Regions from separate parts of the Homo sapiens genome. Here region 1 is linked to region 2. A link is an interaction called in ENCODE POLR2A ChIA-PET data of the cell type or tissue named here. Cell type or tissue: B cell. All regions are shown on one strand. Links, peaks and the distances in the headings refer to the core of each region. The heading gives the core; the rest is flanking DNA.

Region 1 (4,403 bases), core at 333-4,332, 360 kb before region 2:
TTGATGTTGAGGCTACCTCGATACCCTGATAAAGTGGCTAAAACTTGACAATAAAACTAAGAATGATCTATGTGCCTTAGTATTGAATATTTCATATTTTAATATTTGAAAAGCATTATCCTTAAAAAACCTATCACTGGCCAGGCGCAGTGGCTCACGCCTGTAATCCCAGCACTTTGGGAGGCCAAGGCGGTGGATCACCTGAGGTCAGGAGTTCGAGACCAGCCTGGCCAACATGGTGAAACCTCGTCTCTATTAAAAATACAAAAAATTAGCCAGGTGTTGTGGCGGGTGCCTGTAATCCCAGCTATTCCGGGAGGCCGAGGCAGGAGAATCACTTGAACCCGGGAGGTGGAGGTTGCAGTGAGCAGAGGTCACACCACGGTACTCCAGCCTGTGTGACAAGAGTGAAACTCCATCTCAAAAAAAAAACAAAAACAAAAACTATCACTGCCCCATATTATTGAATTCAACTAATATGAGTATTTATATGTATATAACTTAAGAAGTCACAAAGTTTACAGAAAATATGAAGCAATGGAAAAGAAGTAACATTCCATTTTGACAGGGAAAAAAACCCCTAAAATCTAAAAGCCATTAACTCTCTTAGCTTAAGAGTGGGGAAAAAGGTATTGATATACGTCTTTGAAACATTTACAAACACATATTCTACTTAAACAGTCAAGGAAACTCAAACTAAGAAATTTAAATAAAAACAGTTTCATATCAACTAGCCCCTTTACTTGTCTTAGGATCTTTTTCAGCAAGTGCAACATTTCTATAAAACTATCCCTCTATTCCAACTAGCGGCTACCAAATCTGAAATCTTGAATCCACAATTTTATTCTATTCTTGGCAAATAACAAAATGTTCTTATTGTTTGCCCCCTTCATCTTCATGTCCACACTAGATAATGGTATTCGTATGCATAACTCTCTCTTTTTATAGTTTAAACTATATGGTTTAAGGGAAAAAAACTTGGTTAAAACTTTTAAAGTAACCTAAATATAAAAGAAAAGTATCCACTGTTTTAAAAAGACGAAAACAATGTAATCTATAAAGTCTCAAAAAAAATTAAAACATATATACTAAAATAATCATTCAAGTAGGTCATCACTGATACTATCTCTTCATGCAGTATGGGGTGTTTTTTTTTCCCCCTCCCTCTAGAGCTTACTCCAATTTAGGATGTTTTTGTCTTTTATTTTTTATTTTTTGAGAATGGAGTCTTGCTCTGCCGTCCAGGCTAGAGTTCAGTGGTGCGATCTCAGCTCACTGCCACCTCACCTCCTAGGTTCCAGAGATTCTTGTGCTTCAGCCTCCTCAGTAGTTGAGAATACAGGAACACGCCACCACGCCTAGCTAATTTTTGTATTTTTAGTAGAGATGGGGTTTCACCATGTTGGCCAGGCTGGTCTCAAACTCCTGGCCTAAGTGACCCACCTGCCTCAGCCTCCCAAAGTGCTGGGATTATAGGCGTGAGTCATTGTCCCCAGCCGGATGTTTTCATCTTGATTTGCCTTAGTTTCTAAATCTCATCCTCTCCATTTTCTCCTGTTAGTAGTCACAGAGAACCAAATTCTGTCAAGTTATGAAACTAAAGTCTCTCTTCCACAAGTCTTCCTAAATGAAAGAAGAACCATCAAAATGCTTCCTGCACTAAACATCTGCTCTGCAGATTAAAAAAATATAATTAAACATTAGATATGTCTATTAGGGGTTATAAGAAACATTTTCTAAAGGTATGGGCCAACTGTTTTTTTGCTACTAAGTACTGAAGGGAAATCAGAAGACAAGATATTAGGTGACAACTTTCTCACTATGGCCTTAATGAATAGATTCTAGGAGTTAAAAAAATCTTTTATCTGTATTCTTTTACTGCCTATGCTCTATCTCCTTAAGAGGTAACATTCATCTTTTACTATCATTAGAATATCTGATATGTTTGTGTTTTATTCTCCTTTCTACACACAGGCCTTTTCCCTTTCTACCAATTGTGTGACTAGAAATATTTCAATGATCATTGGTGAGAGTGCAAATTATCAGAATGTTTTTGGGTAACATGGCAGTAGCTGATTATTTTAAATATGTATGCCATCTGACCAATCAAATTCACTCCTAGTAATCTGTTACCTACACATTTACACAAATATTCAAGAATATAAATACAAGGATGCTGATAACAGCATTATTTGGAATAAGAGGGGGAAGAGGAAAGGAAAGAGAGGAAGAGGGGAGGAGAGGAAAGGGGAGAGAAAGGGAAAGAGAAGGGGAGAGAAGAGAGAGAGGACGTGAACACACATAAATCTTGATCACAGGAAAACAGTTTCACAATTTATATCCATACTATAGAATAGTGGCTTCAAATGGCAGAGGGGGAAAAACAAGGTGATTCATTAGAATGATCAAAAAAATTCTGAAATATCTGTTTATGTTAATCTTTTTAAAAAAGAATTCATGTTTGCTAAATTTTTTCTGTATTTGACATTTCAGCCATCACTCAAGCCTGTTAGTCACAAGTCATAAACTGTATTATGTGGTAGCATGAAGTTCCACAATTTGGGAGGCAATAAAAATAGTGTGGTTATTTATTCATCTGTTCACATTAAATGTACAATAAATTATACTTTGTCTAAACAAGTGAATTTATAGATATCTGATTAAGTTAGTTATAAATTAATCTAGCTAAATTAATTCTCAAATGCAATTATCATCAGCCCAATAAATTATTTTAGGAGAAAGGTCCAAATACAAAACTTACTCTTTTTTTTTTTTTTTTTGAGACAGTCTCACTCTGTCATCCAGGCTGGAGTGCAATGGCACGATCTCGGCTCACTGCAACCTCTGCCTCCCAGATTCAAGTGATTCTCATGCCTCAGCCATCTGAATAGCTCGGATTACACGCATGCACCACCATGCCCAGCTAATTTTTGTATTTTCAGTAGAGACAGGGTTTCACCATGTTGGCCAGGCTGGTCTTGAATTCCTGACCTCAAGTGACCCACCCACCTTAGCCTTCCAAAGTGCTGGGATTACAGGTGTGAGCCACAACGCCCAGCCTACAAAATTAAATGCCTACACATTCACATACAATAGTTACAGCCACATTTAAGAAGCAAAACAGGACATGATTTGGAGAAGGGAAACAAAAGTAACCACGAAGATAAAGTAATAATATATGATTAAAGACAGAAAGATAAAGATTTATTCTGAAGGAGCAATCTAAGGGAAAAAAAGCGAGGGGCGTGGGGAAGGGCTGGGCATGGTGGCTGTAATCCCAGCACTCTGGGAGGCCAAGGCAGGAGGATCGCTTGAGCCCAAGAGTTTGAGACCAGCCTGGGCAACATGGCGAAACCCCATCTCTACAAAAAATACAGAAGTTAGCCAGGCATGGTGGTACACACCTGTAATCCCAGCTGTTCCAATGGCTGAGGCAGGAGCATCATTTGAGTGGTATCAGTGAACCATCACTGTGCCACTGCACTCCAGGCTGGACAATGGAATAAGACCCTGCCTCAAAAAAAGAAAGAAAAGAACGAAAGAAGATCTAGCCAGGTGTCGTGGCTCACGCCTCTACTCCCAGCCCTCTGGGAGGCTGAGGCAGGAGTATCACTTGAGTCCAGGAGTTTTTGAGATCAGCCTGGGAAACACAGTGACACAGTGAGAGCTCATCTCTATGTTTTTTTTGTTTTTTGTTTTTAAGGGGGCAGCCATAACCCTTGGCAGGAGAAATATAAACTATTAAAACATTTGAAAAAATTAGAAATAAAAAGTAAAATTAAAATATTCCTCAAAAAAACTACAGATTTACATAACAGGTAGAAAAATACTGCAATATTTACTTCCCTCATTCATTTAACAAATTTAAGCAAAGTAATGTGCCAAGCACCATTCTAGGTGCTAGATATAGTGAACAAGATGGACAAAATGTTTGGCCTCATGTAGCTTATGTTCTTAATTAAAATAGAAGTTGAAATTATAAATAAATTCCACAAAAGTTATCCAAGAGGAGATATAACCCAGTTTTCCACTGTCTTAGAATTAAATGAGGTTCTAGAACTGGCAAAAAGTCAAGTCAATCAACTGGGCTGTTAATAAATGTAACTTAGCCCTAAGCTTGCTCTTAGAAGATGTAAGACTTTTTAAGTTAAAAAAAAATCAGTTTATACAAAGCAATTACAGAATAATAATATGATAATCTAAGGGTATAAACTATTAACTTTCTTTGCTTTCGTAGTTTTCAACATCTTTTAGTTATGCCGAACCATGTGGTTATTTAAGGAATACAGTAAGGGTATGTCATTTCTGCAAAAATACCTGCTTTTAACTACAAAAAAACAAAAATAAATTCTAGATATGAATACTCTTCAATTCTAAGACTAAACCACTTAAGAGATCACTAT
Region 2 (4,403 bases), core at 299-4,298:
GCAAATATAATTTCATTGTGAAAGTGAACTTTGGTAGAAGAAAAATCTATAGGACACCTGAGGTAGTAGAAACTGGAATAAACAGTAGTAGACGTTATTTACAACTTGAGTACCAAATAACATTAAGAACACAAAAATAATTACACGATACAATTTCCAGTCCAGCTTTGATCCAAAGAAAATAAGAATATTACATCACATTTGCATTGAAAACAAAACAAAAAACAAAACACCACAATTACCAGCAAGCTGAGGGAACTGCAAACAAACTCAAACACAATGGATTTTGAAATCTACAGATAGTTTGAGTTTGAAATGTGGTGGGCATGGTGATCTACAAAGTAATACTGATTAGCTGAGGTTCCTCAGTTTATACAGTTTACATTTTTGTCAGACACAGTATTCATCTGACCAATGATCTTCCAGTACATAAAATGGCAAGAGTGCATCCTTTAAAGCTTGCACATGAGAGACTTGGAAACAATCTTATTAGAATTGTGAAAATTCTAAGTAGTCAAAAAAAAAAAAAAACAAAATAAAAAAGAAAGTCAAGTACAACACATTTAGAGATACCAAACTTCACATTTCTGTACTATTTTTAACTCTTCAAATATCGCCAATCTTCCAAAACAAAGGAATGTAAAATTTCACTAAGAAACATATTCACATAAAAAACAAACTGCCTTTTAAAAATTGTAAGCAATATATCCCTGTAAACTTATCTTGTAACTTATTTTATTTCCAATTTGTGTTGTACATTTTAAATGTACTCTATATATAGCTTATTTAGTTTATCCTGAGTCTTTGAGAATAACCAATTCTATTTCACACTGGCTTCTGAAGAGTTAAAACTAAAATCTCAAAGTTGTACTTAATAGTTAATCAGTACTTGATTTAAAAGACTCACACACACACAAAAAGATTAAAAAGCTACCATTTTCCTTCAGGATTCCATGCATCTGAATTTAACTCCAGACTAAAACCGTTAGGTAACTGTGCAAAATCCAAGGAATTAGTGTATAAATGAAATTCAATTCCATTTTTCTTTCTGAACACATTTTCCAAGTTCAAAGCAAATGTACTGTTTAAAAACATTACTGATTGGTAGTTGAATAATCTTTTTAAAAAATGATCTGCCAGGCCTACTGTAAAGAGATGATGCATGGTAAAAGGAAAATGGCAGCTCTATGTTACTACCAGTAGTGAAGGTGAATGATGGATTGTTACATACAGAGTAAGACTTAAATGTTGTGAAGTTTCCTACAGTTTGACAACCAAAACATCTAAAAAATTCAAATAAATTTTAAGGTAATCTTGATCTTGGTTGTGAGTTGCACCAGAGAGGACAGTTTATTTTTAGTTAACTTGTACTTAACCTGCACAATAAGAGTGGTGACTGACTCAAATGTAGGTAGTACTTTATTGTATTCCAATTTAAAAAAACAAAATTAAGTCTATATTTTAAAAACTCTGACAATAGCAAGATATTTAATGAACTCTACTTCATATCTAGTTCATTTTTTTTTTCTGGTTTGAAAAAAAGATCAGCTTTCCCTGAATAAACAAAAATGAATGTAAATAAACATGAAAATACAAAACCATAATTTCCAAAAACGAAATGAATGGGCCAACAGTAAAATGCACAATGAGCCACAACTGCCCTGGTATTTAAGAAAATAAAGGTCAACTGTGGGTCATAAAGAAGTATCAACTTTTAAAAATATATGTATGTATTGCTACTCATAGCATACTCTGACCTAAAAGAGGCAGATACTGATTTTATAGCCAGTGACAAAAAATTTGAACGGAATTGCAGAACCCCCTGCTTGTGATCACTATATGAAATGGAAGAATAATTGAAATATTAAAATAGATCCTGAGCCCCTCAGCCGCTAATATTGCTGAAAAAGTGCTCCAAAAAAATAAAATTATGCTTCTGCAATTTAGTCATGCAAACTTCATTGTTTTCCTGTTCACCTAGGGCCAGTTCTTTGAAAGGCACAGTTTACAGTTTCTGCACTAGTTTGGGCTTTTGCATACTGAGCTTAGGTACAGATCATGATTTGTCAATCACATACTTAGGTAAGGGTTCCCCACTGGCCTCGTTCATAGCTGTTCAGTGGCATCATGGCCAGTAGAATATCAATGTGGTTCCCCACAAGTTTTTTTTCTCTTGTTGAGCATCCTGTTTCTACTGTAGTTGATCTGCATAATTGGCTACCATGTAGTACGAAAGACTGGATGCTTCAGTAGCTCTCTTGATGGAGGTCTGTCCTGAGGTTGAAGTTCTAAACAACGAAGAGCCACATCTCGTAAACCAGGAGACAAATGTGAAGGGATCGATGGAGCAGTAGTTGCACTAGCAATCTGTGGAGAAAAAGCCAGTGTTGAAGCTTTGCACAACTGTAACTTCTGATACAGAAACACATGTGCATAGACCTCATAACCCTTACATTTACATCCTGAACAGAGAGGAACTGAAGCAGAAGTGGGAGGATTTTCTGCTATCAAAAAGTCTATGAAAAAATTCATCCACTGGATGGGAGGTTTTCTCTAACAATCTTTCAAATTTTAGGATTTTAGGATTTGATCAAATATATCCTATTCCTTATTATTTACATCAACAAGGCTAAGTACATCAAAATGTTCAGGTAGATAAAGTATTCACTCAAATGAATTCTGCTGTCCTCATATTCAATCTCCGAGATGGTTTGTTCTTACTGCACGTTTTCTATTTCTTCAGCATACAGAGCTATTTAGATTAAGAAAGACTAAAACTGAAGAGTCAATTTAATACATAGAAAACACAACTGCATTGTTTTTTTCCTTCCGTGTTGGACAAATTCTGATTCTTAGTATCAAATACACTATGAAGAATAACTTTTTTATAAACAAATTGTAAGTCTGAATACTTTTTTTTTAAAAAAAAAGAAATTTTATTTGGTCTTATTTGTAGTTTTTCTAAAAAAATTCAAAATCTGATAATTATTTTTAAATTGTGATACACTCTTTACATTCTAAAATTTGTGCTGCAATAACCATATTTTAATTTCAAGTCATATATAAAAAAAAGTATTAGTTTTCTAACAATTTTTGAGCACCCATTATGAATCAGAGCTGACTCCAGGCAGAGATAGTGTCTTTCTTGCATATCTCCCTATTTGTGGTATCAATTTTCTTCTTCTTGAAATGCATTCCTAAAAATAATTTTTTTCAGTGAGTGTCTGCTGAAGGTAAACTTCCACAATTCTCATGTGTCTGAAAATATCTCTATTTCATTCTTATTTTTTGATGATCATTTAGCTAGCTATGAAATCCTAGGTTAACTGTTATTTTATTTCAATCACTAGAAGGTACAATTTGTCTTTTGAATTCTCTTGTTGCTGCTGTATTCTGTTATCCATATAATTGTTATCAATTTTTTTTCTTGTAATTTGTCTTTTCTCTTTGGTTCCTTCTTGTCTTTAGCATTCTTCAGTTTCATTAAGCTGATAAGCAACTTCAGCAAAGTCTCAGGATACAAAATCAATGTGCAAAAATCACAAGCATTCTTATACACCAATAACAGACAAACAGCCAAATCATGAGTGAACTCCCATTCACAATTGCTTCAAAGAGAATAAAATACCTAGGAATCCAACTTACAAGGGATGTGAAGGACCTCTTCAAGAACTACAAACCAGTGCTCAATGAAATAAAAGAGGACACAAACAAATGGAAGAACATTCCATGCTCATGGATAGGAAGAATCGATATCGTGAAAATGGCCATACTGCCCAAGGTAATTCATAGATTCAATGCCGTCCCCATCAAGCTACCAATGACTTTCTTCACAGAATTGGAAAAAACTACTTAAGTTCATATGGAACCAAAAAAGAGCCCACATTGCCAAGTCAATCCTAAGCCAAAAGAACAAAGCTGGAGGCATCATGCTACCTGACTTCAAACTATACTACAAGGCTACAGTAACCAAAACAGCATGGTACTGGTGCCAAAACAGAGATATAGACCAATGGAACAGAATAGGGCCCTCAGAAATAATCCCACACATCTACAACCATCTGATCTTTGACAAACCTGACAAAAACAAGAAATGGGGAAATGATTCCCTATTTAAGAAATGGTTCTGGGAAAACTGGCTAGCCATATGTAGAAAGCTGAAACTGGATCCCTTCCTTACACCTTATAAAAAAATTCAAGATGGATTAAAGACTTAAATGTTAGACCTAAAACCATAAAAACCCTAGAAGAAAACCTAGGCAATACCATTCAGGACATAGGCATGGGCAAGGACTTCATGTCTAAAACACCAAAAGCAATGGCAACAAAAGCCAAAATTGACAAATGGGATCTAATTAAACTAAAGCGCTTCTGCAGAGCAAAAGAAACTACCATCAGAGTGA

The links. Peaks named below come from ENCODE experiments on the same cell type or tissue, not always from the same donor. Only the 100,000 strongest peaks of a DNase experiment are listed, where the experiment ranks them.
Region 1: POLR2A ChIA-PET joins it to region 2 with 5 read pairs; 3 of 35 experiments call an interaction of 5 or more read pairs at or near these places.

Annotation. Positions count from the first base shown.
Region 1 is chr5:57,253,070-57,257,472 of GRCh38, reverse strand. The region is part of intron 10 of GPBP1 (GC-rich promoter binding protein 1); the gene reads right to left. Among named protein-coding and RNA genes, the nearest start is that of GPBP1, 81 kb to the right of the region's middle. In B cell, for the core only: no CTCF peak of the experiment used is centred there; no DNase peak of the experiment used is centred there.
Region 2 is chr5:56,891,495-56,895,897 of GRCh38, reverse strand. It overlaps MAP3K1 (mitogen-activated protein kinase kinase kinase 1), which reads right to left. Exons shown (of 20, transcript NM_005921.2): 20 at 1-2,367. The coding sequence ends at 2,218. Among named protein-coding and RNA genes, the nearest start is that of SETD9, 16 kb to the left of the region's middle. In B cell, for the core only: no CTCF peak of the experiment used is centred there; a DNase peak (open chromatin) is centred at 2,231; H3K27ac peaks cover 1,867 bases.